2 separate regions of the Mus musculus genome follow, and region 1 is linked to region 2. Evidence: chromatin contacts called from ENCODE POLR2A ChIA-PET data. All regions are on one chromosome and are shown on one strand. The core of a region is the stretch at or near the end of the contact, and the rest is flanking DNA. Distances in the headings are between cores, read along the strand shown. Region 1 holds the start of Asap3 (ArfGAP with SH3 domain, ankyrin repeat and PH domain 3). Region 2 has its middle 4.3 kb from the start of Id3.

Evidence for each region. ChIA-PET counts read pairs that join two places held with the same protein, here RNA polymerase II (POLR2A).
Region 1: POLR2A ChIA-PET joins it to region 2 with 13 read pairs in embryonic stem cell. The contact joins the promoter of Asap3 here to the enhancer-like site in region 2. POLR2A ChIA-PET finds 5 or more read pairs at or near these places in 4 of 5 experiments (Patski and embryonic stem cell).

Annotation. Positions count from the first base shown.
Region 1 is chr4:136,204,275-136,209,397 of GRCm38, forward strand. It overlaps Asap3 (ArfGAP with SH3 domain, ankyrin repeat and PH domain 3), which reads left to right and starts at 2,091. Exons shown (of 25, transcript NM_001008232.2): 1 at 2,091-2,373. The coding sequence starts at 2,245.
Region 2 is chr4:136,145,518-136,150,744 of GRCm38, forward strand. No RefSeq gene overlaps it. Among named protein-coding and RNA genes, the nearest start is that of Id3, 4.3 kb to the left of the region's middle. Within about 2 kb of position 2,279, at least 1 of the 3 ENCODE cell types and tissues checked has a DNase peak (open chromatin) inside an H3K27ac peak, as active enhancers do.

The DNA of each region.
Region 1 (5,123 bases), core at 841-3,340, 59 kb after region 2:
GTCCCACCAGTGAGAGAAGGGGAGACTGGCACCCACGGAAATGGAGCTACTTACCTAAGACAGAGAGCAAAGACAGGATCCAACCAGACAGTCTGTGCCTCTGGACCCTAACCCGATCTCCCACAAAGCCCTCACCAGAACAAAACCCTTCTTTTCTTACAGAATTTGCACAGTAGTAGGAGAGAGTGAAGGGTAAATAGAAGGCAAACAAAGCAGCATGAACTAGATATGGTGGCACGCGTCTTTATCCTAGCAGAGGCAGGCAGAGCTCTGCTGAGGTGGAGATCAGCCTGGTATATATAGTGAGTTTCAGGCCATCCAGGGCTACATAGTAAGACCCTTTGTCAAAAAGAAAGAAAGAAAACAGAGGAAGGAAGGAAAGAAGGAAGTTAGGAAGCAGAGTCCCAGACAGCTCTCAGAGGTGTAGTGCACAGAGTTCAGGGCTAGCACGGAGAGAGCATCGCAGAACCCAGATGTACTGGTCCATATCTGCAGTAGCATCCAGGAGGTGGAAGCAGGTAGATCAGGAGTGTGAGGTTACCCATGGCTACACATTAAGTTTGAGTCTAGATAAAACCCTGTCTCAAGATAAATAAACAGATACACAAGAAAGGGAGTCCGCTCTCAAGCCTGATGACTTGAGTCCAATCCTTGGAACCCACGTGGGAAGGAGAGAGCCAACTCCTGAAAGTTGTCCTCTGCCCTCATGAGTTCAGTGTCCTGCATGTTGTGCACACATGAGTACACACACAAACACACACCCACACCCACACACCCACACACATTCATGCACACAGCAAATTTCTAAAACTGAAAATTTTAAAAAGGGGCTGGACAGATAGATGGCTTAGTGGCTAAAGAATGTTTGTTCTTGCAGATGACCCTGGTTCAATTCCCAACACCTACATGGTGGCTCACCATCATCTGTAACTCTAGTTCCAGGGGATCTGATGCTCTTTTCTGGCCTCCAAGAGCGCCCAATATTCATTCATAAAACCCCAGCAGAATAAAGATGATTATGAATGGGGTATGTGGAGTGAGGGATGGGGGGAGCAGCAGGTGACTAGTTTTAAACAGGGTGGTCAGGATAAGCCTTGTAGTAAAGTTTGAAATGTTTGAGCTAAACCTTGAAAAACAAAACCCCAAATCAAATAAACAAAAACCGAGGGAGGCAGACAGGGAGAAGCAAATTTGGAAGACTCAGCATTGGAGTCTGAAGGAACTGTTAGGGTCACTTAGCATCTGGTCTGGGGAAAGGGGACCAGACGCCAGGGGCCAGGTTGGGCGATGAAGGTGTCAAGAGGAAGCCTCTGAAAGAGCCCTGTGAGATGGACGAAGAAAATAAGGCTTTCAAGAAGAAGCAGAAAGAGTCCAAGGCAATGGGAAGGGCCCCTGGCTCACGGCTGGAATTAAGAAACCAGGCAAAACCAAACCACAACAAAAATACCTGCAAAACAACAACAACAACAACAACAACAAAATCCCGAGCTATTCTGTGTACCTGAGATAATAGTGAACCTCTCCCATTCTTACTTAAACTTATTCGGAGTTATGACATGATTCCTTTTAAAAACCAGAGGGGCAATTGATTCAATGGCACGTAGCTGGCTGATGGCGAAGATCTTATATGGCCTCGGTGGCACAGGCCTTGCCTTTAATCTCAGCACCGGTGAGGTAGAGGAAGACGACTGCTCTGAAGAACCTAGAGTTAAGGAGAAGAGAACAAGTGAACCAGGAGCCAGCCAGAACCAGGAGCCAGGCTCTGTGTCTGTGTGTGTGTGTGTGGTAGGCTTTGGAGGCGGGGCTAGGGAGGGAAGAGGATCGGGGACGGGGGCTGGGAGTCAAGAGCGGAGCCCCAGGAGAACTCTCCCCATCTGTAGGTCTTGGAGGCAGGGCAGAGTGGGGCCAACGCGAGGTTGGGGCGTGACCAGGGAGTTAGGGGCGCGGCTTGGATGTGGCCGGAGAGTGAGGGGGATGGGGGCGTGGTCAGGGAGTTACCAGCGAGTCGGGGCGTGGCCAGGGAGGTAGACAAGTGGTCTGGGGGCGTGGCCGGAGAGAGAAAGGCTGGCGGGCGGGGGCGTGGCGGAGTTAGTTAGGGGCGGGGCGGAGCAGGGAGTGAAGAGGCCTCGACTAGGACGCTGCGGGTGGTGAGACAGGCCCTGCGCAGAGCAGCTATACCAGCACTGTTAAGTGCAGCGTCCCCCGCGTTCCAGGCAGCTCCGGTGTTTTCGCCTCGTTCCCACCATGCCCGAGCAGCTCAGTGTCGCGGAGTTCCTGGCCGTCACCGCAGAGGACCTCAGTTCCCCAGCCGGAGCAGCTGCCTTCGCCGCCAAGATGCCCCGGTGCCGCGGGGCGGCGCTGGCACGGGAGGAGGTGAGGGGCCGAGGCGGGAGGGGACCTCAGGTCAACTTGGGGCCTGGCTTTGACCTTTGCAGGAATGCTTGGAGCTAGGATGGCTCTTCGCTGCGCTCCAGAAACCCGCCCCTCTTAGATCTGTGGGAACCGAGCTCATCTCAAACATCTGTGTCCCCAAGGTGGAGCCTGGGAAGAGAGGACCAGATGGGATCTCGGGGTCACCTCGATACAGACTCCACATGTTGGGGCACATCTCCCATATACTTTGGGCGACTTGCCCATTATATGTGTATTTGCTCAGCGGCTTACAGTTCTGTGTTTTCGTTTTAGAACCCCACAAATATGCAGCCCCTCAGGTCACTCCCTTTCTGAGAAGCAGGCTCAGTCCTGAACTTACCTCTCCCAGGCTGCAAGAGAGAGAGAGGAGGCCCCCTCCTCCTGGCTGCTGGTTCTGAGACTTGGCTTGCCTTGTGGAATGATTGTGAATGGGAAGGCGCCAGGAGCCGGGGTTCACCTTGGCTGCTGCGGGCCAAGTTTATAGGCTCCTCTCCCCTCCCCTCTCCTCTTTGTGTTTTCAGGCAAAGTGTCCCAGGCTCTTTCTTTCGCCCTTGTAGGCTGCCCCACCCCATTCCCAAGCTCACTGGAGTTCATTCCTCTTCTCTGGATTCGCTGCAGGTTTTCATCCCCTAGGAATACACTGGAGCAGAGAGCCTGTAGTCTGGGGCCAGACGGGGATAATATGAACCCAGCTCTCTTCTAGAGAATGCCCTGGGTTGAGGTGGCATTTTGGACTTCAGTGGTCAGTCTGGCCTTCTCTATAAGTTGTACCTACTGTGTGGCAGATACAAAGCTACCCAGAAATACCCTGAGCTGAGGTCTTAGGAAATCTCCCTTCCTCTTCTCCCCTGACTGGCTGGCTCTCTGTCTGGACTTTTTCCTCTTTGGTAAGGAAGGCAGACAATTATACAAAGACTGTCGGATTTCAAATGATGCATAGGTTCAGAGCCACCACGCCTCAGGACCCTTCAGCATCTTTAGGGATTTTATCCATCATCCTCTCCTCCAGGTTGTCCATTACAGTGTTGGATCAGAGGGGAGAGATCTGCTCTGGCTAAGTGTCCATGCATTTGACTGACCTTACCTGACTGTGTAAGCTCAGATTTGCCTCAGGTCAGGCCAGACAAAATCCAACTTTTTTCCTTTTTTCTTTTTCTTCTTTTTCTTTTTCTTCTTCTTTTTCTCTTTTCCTTTCTCTTTCTCTTTCTTTTTCTTTTTTCCTTTCTCCTTCTCTTCTTTTTCTTTTTCTTTTTCTCTTTTCCTTTCTCTTCTCTTTCTTTTCTTTTTCTTTTTTCCTTTCTCTTTCTTTTTCTCTTTCTCTTTCTTTTTCTTTTTCTTTTCCTTTTTCTTTTTCTCTTTCTTTCCCTTCAGATCCATGTGCTTGCAAGCTTTCACTTTTGCAACAGAAAGGCAGGAGATCCCCAAACTCAGCTTTCCCCCTCACCATTCCAGCGTCCCCCAAATGAAAAGTCTGACTTACGACTTAGAGATTTTGCTGGAGCTTTCTGGTTGGTTTCGTGGTCATGTCTCTCTGTTATTGTGCTGGGCTTACATGTAGTTTGATACTGGGATTTTTTTTTCCTCCCTCCAGTACTGGACATGACTAACCTAATACCAGGCTTGAAACCGCGGTTGCTTCCTGAATCAAGGCTCCTAGCTCTAACCAGTTTCCTGAAACTAACTAGAGACTCTGTTCTAGGATCTGCAGGACTTTTTTGTCCACCTTACTGGGAAGGACCCTGGACAGGTCATAGGAACCAAGAATGTCCAGGCTGAAGGACCCTGGCAATAGAGAAATCAGCTAGAATTGCTCTCATTTAAGATGTTAAAACCCATACACAGAGAGGGCAAGACACTGCCTGAGCTCCCAGAGCAAGGGATTAAGGTAGCTGGCATTCCTCCATGATTGCCTTAGCCTCTGGTCCCGGTCTCTTTCTCCCAAACATCTTTTAGAACTTTTCCAAGCCTCAATAATGTCATCTTGAACCCGAGTCTCACGGTTCCTCCATGCTTAAAACTTCAGTGGGTTGCAAATGGTTGCCTGTTTTTCACTGTGAATCTCTGCACAACATGAGGGAGTATTACAATAATCCCTGCATCAGGCAGCCCCTGACTGTCCTGGACCCCTCTGTAGCCACCACCCCATTGACTTTCACAGAGAAAGTAAGGCAGCTGCCACGTGGGACTCAGCAGGCCAGGCTGGCTGCTGTGTTTTGTGCAGTTCTCTGTGCTGTTTCTGTGCTGGGCACCAAGGGCATAATGATCCTCCTTTGAGAATGCCAGGAGTTGTCCTGAGTACCCAGGGAAAGATACAGTCAGTACTGTCTGAGGTCAAAGGAGCAGGCTAGGGAGCGAGCCAGCGAGGACCAGTGCATCTTGGGAACTTCCAGGAGGAAGTTCTATTTCCAGGTAGAAGACGAGGTGACTCCAGTTTAGTAGAGAACACGAGTGAGTGAATTCAGGGGTTGGTTGGAAGAAAAGCACGAAAGGAAGCCAGGAGACCATTTTGACGCCTGCTCTGTAAGAGGCCACCCTTGTGGACATCTGCATACTTCCAGCGCTTATCTTCAGAGCTGATAGGTGGAGGAAGGGTCATGGCTAGGGGAATGTTTACCTAAAATCCATATCATGTCTCACGCTGCATAGCTGAAATTCTGGTGGAGTCAGAATTACCTTTTCTTTGGCTTGTGTGTGTGTGTGTATGTGCGTGT
Region 2 (5,227 bases), core at 1,029-3,528:
GTTGGGAATCCCCAAAAACATTGGAGGTTGAAAGCAAGGATCTATGATCCTACTCTCAATTACAGGAGCCTCTCCTACAGCCGGCAAGTCTGAGACCGAATCTTTTTATTTCTTCAATTCCTTGAAACTTGGCAGCAGCTCTTAGATGGATGCCGCAAATGATTGGGCGAACCTTCCTGGCGGCTCGGGGTCAAGTGTGGGGATGAACTATTTCGTATTTAAATAAACTGCCTCCATTAACTTCATGCTTTCTGGTCTGCCTTCCCCCCAGACTTCCAAACTTGGAGAAAGGAACCCTGCGGGTGAGGTGGGGGGTATAGTGATTTGTACTTTAATCCCAGCACTCATGAGGCAGAGGCACACAATCTCTTGAGTTTGAAACCTGGAACTCACTATATATATATTGCTATGTATAGTGAGTTCCAGGATGGTCAGCTACGCGGGAAGACCCTGTATATAGGAAAACCAAACCCAGGGTCTTGCCTCAGGTCTGCAGCCACTTTTCAGGGTGTAGGCTTGCTGGGAAACTCAAGTTCCCTTAATGTTTGGTAAACTTTGACCTGGGGTTTGAGAATAATGAGTATAGTATTGCGGTTGGCAGGAAAGGGACCTTAGACTGGCCATTTCTGGGGCAGGCCTGGGAGTTGGGTAAAAGGCAAGGTGGCAACCCATGCCCCATCTCTCCACCCCAACATGGTTCCTCCCCAGGTGGGCTGCATCAGGCCCCCATCGTCACAGGATTCCTATTTATATGATCTCATCTGTGTCGGCCTTGGCATGTGCTACTTGTATTTCATAACAAACATTTCATTACCCTTTGTGCATTAACCATAGTGAGCTTTCTGGGGTGAAACAGGGTCGTGGCAGAAGGGGAGGAGAGGGGAGCAACCTCCTTGCCAGTTGTCCTTCCAGTCTGATTAATGGTTTTTAACCTGTCTGGTTTCTTCTGATGAACCAATGGGAGATATGACCATCTTTCAGAAATCACACATGAAATTTCGCAGAATAATGGCAGGCCCCCCACCTCTGGAGGTCCTGTTTCTACATAAGAAAACTTTTGCCTTAAATTTAATACTCTAGTGACATCCATCTTGGACTGTGTGTTAAGGTATGCTGTGTTCTCTGAAGAGAGCCCGTCAAACATGACAATCCTGCATCGGCTGAATACAGCAGGCTACAGGCTATGCCTCCAGCGAGCCAGTTTCCACATTCGTACCAGGTGACAGTTCTGAGGGGGTCTGCCTTCTGTTCACTTAGAGGTTATGACCAAGGAGGGATTGAAAGCTTTAGTGGAGCAAGCCGCTTCTCTCTGAGCCCAGCTGCCTCCAAGGACTGAAGATAATGATGGGAAACTTCTTTGAAATGCATCACACACCTACGAGGCATTATTAAGCTAATTCCAAGGAAATTGCTTGTCAGGACTCCCAGGGCTGAGCAGTTCAGGTGGCCCGGACAAAAGCTTAGACCATCTAGCCAATCCATTAGTCATTAGAAACTGAAAGCACTTTAGCCCTAGGTCAGAAACCTCTGAGTTAGTCTGCTGTTGTAATCATTTATGGGCGTGCCTACCAGGTGCCCCGGTCCATTTCATTACATCCTAATCTTTTTTTCTAATCAGCAAGGTGTGTACCTTGAATAAGTTGATCAAGGTCACAGCAAGGAAGTGGGAGAAGGTATTTAGGAAAGCCAGCTTCCTGTAGAATCTAAGTCTGGGTTCTCATTCTCTACTTTAGACAGCTTTCCCGAGTCAACGGCTTCGTGAATGGGGCACAAATTAGAAGCCCAGTAAGAGCTTGTTGGGGGAAAAAAAAAAAAAAAAAAAAAAAAAGAAAAACAAAACAAATCTTAGTTCTGCATGAAATGGGATGATAGTACATCCCTTAAAATTGTATGGTTCGGATATAAAAGACCACACGTGAAATATTTTCCTGGCTCTCTTTGAACTATGCAATTTAGAGGCCCTAACTGATCTCGAAGCTCTGAAGCACACACACGCTTGCACGCACACACATATATGTTAGCACATGGCCACATATTTCTAAGTGACAAAGCAGGGATTCAAATTCATGTCTGCGACACATGGTAATGGTGGCCTTCCAAGAAGGCAGTGCACCACCTTAGTACACAGAACGGGACGCTCCTCCTCAATTTTAAGTCTTCCGAGTAGTTACGGCAGTCCGTGGTTACCACTCTTTCCCAGGGCCCCCACCCTCACCCCCCGGCTGCACCCTTAAAACTTCTCTCTCTGGCTTTCCCGCAAAACTGCAGCTCTACCCACTAGCCCGCCTCCAGGCAAGAAGCGGCTCCGCGGCGCCAGGGCCGGGCCGATTCTCGGCCCACGTGGCCCAGTGGCTGGGAAGGCGGAGCTCCGGGCCCCGCCTCCCTGCTCGGCCCCGCCCCCGGCCCGCTGCCCGCGCTCCCCCGCCCCCCGCGGGCCCTGAGGGCCGCTCGCAGGTGTTCGCTGGCGCCCGGATGTCTGAGCTCTGGCTCCACTCTGGCTCCGGCTCCCTCCGCAGCCTGCGGGCGGGGCTCGCAGCCCATCCGGAGCCTCGCGGCGCCCCCGCTGCTCTGCCAGCAGCAAGGGCTTGCAGCTTCCAACTCGGCCTGGGGGAGCCCACACCCCCCCTCACCCCACACACACACACCGGGCCGAGTCACTGACCCCACTGCTCTCGTGCACACACACACACACACACACACACACACACACACACACATACACACACGACCGAGTCACTGACCCCACTGCTCTCGTGCACACACACACACACACACACACACACACACACACACACATACACACCCGGCCGAGTCACTGACCCCACTGCTCTCGTGCACACACACACACACACACACACATACACACACGACCGAGTCACTGACCCCACTGCTCTCGTGCTGCCCCCATCGGCGCTCAGGCCGCTGCAGCATCAGCCGCACCCCAACTCGGGTTTCCTGACTCGGCCCGGAGGCGGCCTGCATCGCACCCTGCTCCTTCCTTCCTTCATTCTTTCAGGCAGCGCACATTCCTCGGGCGCCTGCGACATGCCCTGCACGAGGCTTTGCCGACCTTCCGAGAGTGGCCTCTGGCCACCAGGCTTCCCTGTCCTCCCTCCCCAACCCCGCCCGAAGCCGGCCGTGACACCCTACTTCATGCCAGAGTTCTCAGATCATTTTCCCTCCAGTTAGGATTCAATCCGAGCCAAGTCTAAGGGGTCGTTGTTGTAATTATGATGGGGGGGGGGGTCAGTCTGCAAGCCCACTGATGGGTCAGAGGGTGGGCCGAACTGGGGTTCCAACTGACTTTGGTAATAGTTTGTGGTCTGACCTCATGGACTAGGTGTGGGGTCAGAATAAGGGCATCCGGAGGCCAAGATTTGGGGGTTGCCTTTGACAAGCTACATAAGGAGGGGCAACTTTCCGTAAGCTCCTCCCCTAGCTCAGAGTTCCATCCCTCCCGGGTGCGGGCTCACCATCACTTTAGCCACCCTTACCTTCCTGCTGGAGACACCTCTCTCCTCACAGGCATCTTGCTATTCTGAGCCAGATGTCACAGGCCGAAGCCTCCTTGGGCCTGAAGCCCTATTGTCAATAGAACCCCATGTTGTCCAAGGTACAAGGGATACCACCCAAGAGCCATGTGTGTTTAGCAGCAAGCTGCTGTCCCTCCCAATACCTTTTCTTACTTGTTCACAAGTCTAAAACCTGTTAGGAATGGAAAGACTCACAGAATTGACATATGTGGCCTGCTCAGAGACATTCAGAGAGTTAGAGGTGAAGACAAGACTCTTAAATTGTGGTGTCATGGGCTGGAGAGATGGTTCAGAGGTTGGGCGCACTGGCTGCTCTTCCAGAGGTCCTGAGTTCAATTTCCAGCAACCACATGGTGGCTCACAACCATTTACAATGGGATCCAATGCTCTCTTCTGGTGTATCTGAAGACAGCTACAGTGTACTCATACGTGAAATGAATTAAAAAAAAAAAAAGTGGTGTCATGTGCCTAGCATCAGGAGGTTGAGCCTGGAGGATCCTGAGTTTAAAGTCAGTCTAGGATATGAAGCAAGAATTAATCTTAAAAATAAAGATAAGCCGGGCAGTGGTGGCGCGCGATTTTAATCCCAGTACTTGAGAGGCAGAGGCAGGTGGATTTCTGAGTTTAAGGCCAGCCTGGTCTATAGAGTGAGTTCCAGGACAGCCAGGGCTACACAGAGAAATCCTGTCTCGAAATAAATAAATAAATAAATAAATAAATAAATAAATAAAAAATAATAAATAAATAAATAAAGATAAGGGGTTGGAGAGGTGGCCCACCGGTTTAAAAAAAAAAAAAAAAAAGACCATCCTGGTTTGCCAGAAAGCCAGAGTTTGGTTCCCAGCACATACTGCCTATCCAGGGATCCAGCGCCCTCTTGTGGCAGCCATGGGCATGAGCACACATATTACACAGATAATGAAAATAAACCTCTAAAATAAACAACAGATAAGTGGAGTCAGCTGTGGCAGTGAATACCTGTTATGCCTATACTTGCAAGACAGAGGTAGAAAGATCAAAAATTCAAGCTGGGGGCTGGAGAGATGGCTCAGCAGTCAAGAGCACTGATTGTTCTTCCAGAGGTCCTGAGTTCAATTCCCAGCACCCACAATGGCAGCTCACGACCATCCATAACTCCAGTTCCAGGGGATCCAACACTCACACACAGTCATTCATTCAGGCAGAACACTAATGCACATAAAACAAACTGTTTTAAAACAAGAACAGCGGACAGGAAAAACTGAATGGTCTAAGTATAAAAGACAAAGTCTGAGTGTAAGAGAGGCAGGAAGATCTCTGAGTTTGACACCAGCCTGGCTCACTGAGTCAGTTCCAGGATAGCCAGGGCTACACAGAGAAACCCTGACTCAAAAAGCTAAAAGAAGAAAAAGAAAACACTTAACCTAGACCTTGTAGATTGGATTCTTCTCCTAGGTCTCTTTCCAACCACAGAGGTGTCCCTCAGCCAGCAGGGGTCGTTATTATTATTCCTGCTTCGGGGATGGGGTGGGCTGGAGTCTCGCCAAGCCAAGGACTTCACCCACAGCTCTTATATAGCAACTGCTAGGGCCTACTGGAGGGCACAGCCCCTCAGAGGCTCTGGAAGAGGGTGGTCAGGAAGGCACTTGTCTTCTGTCCCTGGCCAGCCCCTTCCCTGCCTCCCTTGCCAGGAACAACCAGAGGAAGGGAGACCA